2 separate regions of the Homo sapiens genome follow, and region 1 is linked to region 2. A link is an interaction called in ENCODE POLR2A ChIA-PET data of the cell type or tissue named here. Cell type or tissue: Panc1. All regions are shown on one strand. Region 1 overlaps ZCCHC8 (zinc finger CCHC-type containing 8). Region 2 overlaps VPS33A (VPS33A core subunit of CORVET and HOPS complexes).

The links. ChIA-PET counts read pairs that join two places held together with the same protein. Peaks named below come from ENCODE experiments on the same cell type or tissue, not always from the same donor. Only the 100,000 strongest peaks of a DNase experiment are listed, where the experiment ranks them.
Region 1: POLR2A ChIA-PET joins it to region 2 with 11 read pairs; 8 of 35 experiments call an interaction of 5 or more read pairs at or near these places.

The regions. Positions count from the first base shown.
Region 1 is chr12:122,495,587-122,498,086 of GRCh38, forward strand. All of the region lies in intron 2 of ZCCHC8 (zinc finger CCHC-type containing 8), which reads right to left. Among named protein-coding and RNA genes, the nearest start is that of ZCCHC8, 4.1 kb to the right of the region's middle. In Panc1, no CTCF peak of the experiment used is centred here; no DNase peak of the experiment used is centred here; H3K4me3 peaks cover 41 bases; H3K27ac peaks cover 138 bases.
Region 2 is chr12:122,241,510-122,244,009 of GRCh38, forward strand. VPS33A (VPS33A core subunit of CORVET and HOPS complexes) reads right to left here. Exons shown (of 13, transcript NM_022916.6): 8 at 873-999. Among named protein-coding and RNA genes, the nearest start is that of DIABLO, 17 kb to the left of the region's middle. In Panc1, no CTCF peak of the experiment used is centred here; no DNase peak of the experiment used is centred here.

The sequences.
Region 1 (2,500 bases), 250 kb after region 2:
TGCCCGTAATGCCAGCACTTTGGGAAGCCGAGGCGGGTGGATCATGAGGTCAGGAGTTCAAGACCAGCCTGACCAACATGGTGAAACCCCGTCTCTACTAAAAATACAGAAATTAGCTGGGCATAGTGGTGTGCACCTGTAATCCCAGCTGCTCGGGAGGCTGAGGCAGGAGAATCACTTGAACCTGGGAGGCAGAGGTTGCAGTGAGCCAAGATCGCACCACTGCACTACAGCCTGGGCGATAGAGTGACACTCTGTCTCAAAAAAAAAAAAAAAAAAAAAAAAAAAAAAAAAAAAAAAAGGAGAAACAGACTAAGCCCAGTGTAATCCCAGGACTTTGGGAGGCTGAGGCAGGAGGATCACTTGAGCCTAGGAGTTTGAAACCAGCCTGGCAATTTGGCAAAACCCCATCTCTAAGCTAAATACAAAAGTTAGCCAGGTGTGGTGGCATGTTCCTGTGGTTCCAGCTACTCAGGAGGCTGAGATGGGAGGATCACTTGAGCCTGGGAGGTTGAGGCTGCAGTGAGCAGTAACTGCACGACTGCAGTCCAGCCTAGACGACAGAGTGAGAAATTGTCTCAAAAAATTTAAAAAAAAACAAAAACCAGGAGAAACTTCTGATTATAACAGTTTCAAAAATAAGGACTAAATCAAAAGGCTTGAGAGCACAAATTTTATCTAAATAATTTAATTTGTCCTTTTTCCTTGGTTTTCTGTACAACACTTTATCAGCCTGACAATATGGAGGGCACCAATTCTAAGAAAACACTGATTTATTTCTTTTTCATGATACTAATCCTTTGTGCTTATAAACTGGCAAAGCCTATATGATGCGGTAATCGTTTGAACTCGGATAAAAATCACCCAATTTAAGATAAATATTAAATGTTTAAATGAATGACTCCATTAGAAAGTGTAAACTTATCTAAATAAAACATCTTTAACATATAAAAATTATGACTTTTATGAGGAATCCTAGTTATATTTAATATATTGAATACCTAATCAAAATTTAGTTTATTTTATTAAGCCTCCCATGTAGCTGAGACCAGAGGAACATGCCACCACATCCAGCTAATTTTTAAAAATTTTTTGTAGAGACAGAGTCTCACCATGTTGTCCAGACTGGTCTCCCACTTCTGGTCTCAAGCAGTCCTCCCAAAGTGCTGAGATTACAGGTGTGAGCCATTGTGCCCAGCCAAAAATGAGTTTAGATACACAAAGTTAGCTCACATAGAGAAAAAAGGGTGAGATATGAGGAAGTTAATTTGAAATATTGGCCGGGTGCGGTGGCTCCTGCCTGTAATCCCAGCACTTTGGGAAGCCGAGGCGGGCAGATCATGATGTCAGGAGATCAAGACCATCCTGGCCAACACGGTGAAACCCCATCTCTACTAAAAATACAAATAAATTAGCCGGGCCTGGTGGCAGGCACCTGTAGTCCCAGCTACTCAGGAGGCTGAGGCAGGAGAAAGCAGAATCGCTTGAACCCAGGAGGTGGAGGCTGCAGTGAGCCGAGGTCATGCCACTGCACTCCAGCCTGGGCGACAGAGCGAGACTCCATCTCAAAAAAAAAAAATCTGAAATATTTCTAAATTCTAAAATTTAAACCTGTAGTCACCACTGCAGCCAGTTATTCCAACTGGTGCCAGGGACTAAAAAGTTCATGTGAGGCCAGGTGCAGTGGCTCATGCCTGTTAATTCCAGCACTTTGGGAGGTTGAGGTGGACAGATCACTCGAGGCCAGGAGTTCGAGACCAGCCTGGCCAACATGGTGAAGCCCCATCTCTACTAAATATATAAAAATTAGCCGAGTGTGGTAGTGGGCACCTGTAATCCCAGCTATTCGGGAGGCTGAGGCAGGAGAATTGCTTGAACCCGGGAGGTGAAGGTTGCAGTGAGCTGAGATAGTACCACTGCAGTCTAGCCTGGGAAACAGAGTAACACTCTGTCTCAAAAAAATTAAAAAATATAATAAAAAAGTGCATGTGAAATTACATCATGGCACCTCCAAATTCTGAAAGCTTGAAAATATAATTTCTCATAATCTGTACTTTAACAAATACTTTAGATTAGTGACCTGTTAAATAAATATATATTTTGAGATACCAGTAATATCTCTGTTAAAGTTAGGTGCCTAGGCTGGGCATGGTGGCTCATCCCTGTAATTCCAGCACTTTGGGAGGCCTAGGCAGAAGGATCACTTCAGGCCAGGAGTTTGAGACCAGCTTGAGTAACACAGCAAGACCCTGACTCTATCAGAAAAAAAAAAAGTAGCTGGGTGTGGTGGTGTCTGCCTGTAGTCCCAGCTATTTGGGAGGCTGAGGCGGGAGGATCAAGGTTTCAGTGAGCTATAATTGCAACACTGTACACCAGCCTGAGTGACAGAGTGAGATCTTGTCTCAAACAAAAACAAAAACATAAAATCAGATGCCTAAATGCAAATCTACACACTTTATCTTTTTCAAAAGCACATTACTTTTTCTTCTAAAATGCTGAT
Region 2 (2,500 bases):
GGCCAGGCTGGTCTCGAATGCCTGACCTCAGGCGATCCACCTGCCTCGGCCTCCCAAAGTGGTGGGATTACAGACATGAGCCACCTCGCCCAGTCTTTTTTTTTTTTAATGGAGTCTCGCTCAACCAGGCTGGAGTGCAGTGGCGTGATTTCAGCTCACTGTAACCTTTGCCTCCAGGGTTCATGTGATTCTCATGCCTCAACCTCCTGAGTAGCTGTAACTACAGGCATGTGCCACCATGCCCAGCTAATTTTTGTATTTTTAGTAGAGACAGGGTTTCGCCATGTTGCCCAGGCTGGTCTTCAATTCCTGGACTCAAGTGATCTGCCTGCCTCAGCCTCCCGAAGTGCTGGGGTTACAGATGTGAGCCATCATGCCTGGCCAACAAATGGAACATTCTTTTTGTTTTGTTTTTCGAGATGGAGTCTCACTCTGTCACCCAGGCTGGAGTGCAGTGGCGTGATGTCGGCTCACTGCAACCTCCGCCTTCCAGGTTCAAGCAATTCTCCTGCCTCAGCCTCCCAGGTAGCTGGGACTACAGATGCATACCACTGTGCCTGGCTAATTTTTGTATTTGTAGTAGACATGGGGTTTCATCATGTTGGCCAGGCTGGTCTCAAACTCCTGACCTCAAGTGATCTGCCCGTCTTGGCCTCCCGAAGTGCTGGGATTACAGGCATGAGCCACCATGCCCCGCCTGGAATATCCTTAACTATTAACATATGTATACTTCATTAACACTGAGAAGAACACGTGGTATTAAGACAGAGCTGACTCTCCCGAAGAGGCATTGTGGTGTTGATGACCTAGGTGTCAAACGTTGTATGTGCAAGTAGCCCCAGACTGAAACAATCATTACAAAGGATACTCACTAGTGACATCTTTGATCAATTCTGCAATTGAGGTATGGTTTGCAAGCGAGCCCCTTGCTGCCTGCATGTGGGGCAACTGGGAAACAAACTGCTTGATCTCCCCCACGGTCTTAGCATTGTGTCTTTCCTGAAATAAACAAGAGAGCAGTGCCTCAAGCAGGGAAGATAGTTTATTTATTTTATTTTTTTGAGAAGGACTCTCGCTTTGTTGCCCAGGCTGGAGTGCAGTGGCGCAATCTCGGCTCACTGCAACCTCCGCCTCCCAGGTTCAAGTGATTCTCATGCCTCAGCCTCCCGAGTAGCTGGGATTACAGGTGCCCACCACCATGCCCAAACTAATTTTTGTATTTTTAGTAGAGACAGGGTTTCACCATATTGGTCAGGCTGGTCTCGAACTCCTGACCTCAGGTGATCCACCCACCTTGGCCTCCCAAAGTGTTAGGATTACAGGCGTGAGCCACCACGCCTGGCCGATATTTTAAGTGCTTTGTTTTTTGTATTGTTCAGAGGATGTTTCATTTATATTAATGAGAAAGGAAGAATGGAATACAAATAAATCATTACATTACATAAAAAAAGAGAAAAGAAAAGTATATATATGACTGAAATAATAGAGGTCATGGTGCCTGTCTCCTGAATTAGCACTTCTTTAAAGAAGCAAATGCCTCAGAGTCTGTCTTCCAATGTACCAGCTTAAACACTGTGTCAGTATTTTGTGGACATCTGAGTATTGGTGAAAGATAGTACTATATAAACCATACAAATTTCTGAGTAAAAAACTAAGACAAAAAATTATGTTTAGAGGGTACCATAAAGAGGAAAAGTTTCCTGTGTAACAGAAAAAAATCCATTTTTTCTGTTGACCCTCAGTCTTTTATTTGATGTTGAGACAGGGTCTCTGTCGCCCAGGCTGGAGTGCAGTGGTGTCATCACAGCTCACTGCAGCCTCCGCCTCCTAGGCTCCTACCTCAGCCTCCCAAGGAGCTGGGATTACAGGCACACGCCACTGCCCAGCTAGTTAAAAAAAAAAAAAGTTTTGTAGAGACAGTGTCTTGCTGTGTTGCCCAGGCTGGTCTAGGACTTCTGGGCTCAAGCGATCCTCCTGCCTCAGCCTCCGACAGTGCCGGGATGACAGGCGTGAGCCACTGTGCCTGGCCTGAACCTTAGTCTTGAGTATAGTCTATGAACAAAGCGAACATAGCTTGGTGATGATAATATTTTTTGGCAAAATTTAATAACTTAAACCAAAAGTAACTTCAGAAATATGAAAATCAATTAATGAACATAATTCCTGAGAAAGATAAAATCTGGAATTACATGGCCTAGTTCCAAGCCAGCCTGGGCAACGCAGGAAGTCCCCATCTCTACAGAAAAAAAAACAACAAAAAACTCTGCCAGGCATGATGGCATGTGCCTGTGGTCCCAGCTACTCGGGAGGCTGAGGTGGGAGGATTGCTTGAGCCTGGGAGGTAGCAGCTCAGTAAGCCATGATTGTACCACTACACCCATCCTGGGAGACAAAGCGAGACCCTGTCAAAAAAAAATCTAGAACTACATACTCAGTGAAAAATTCATTTTCAAAAACTTCCCATTTATGTTTCCAAAGTTGAAATATTCAGACTTTATGA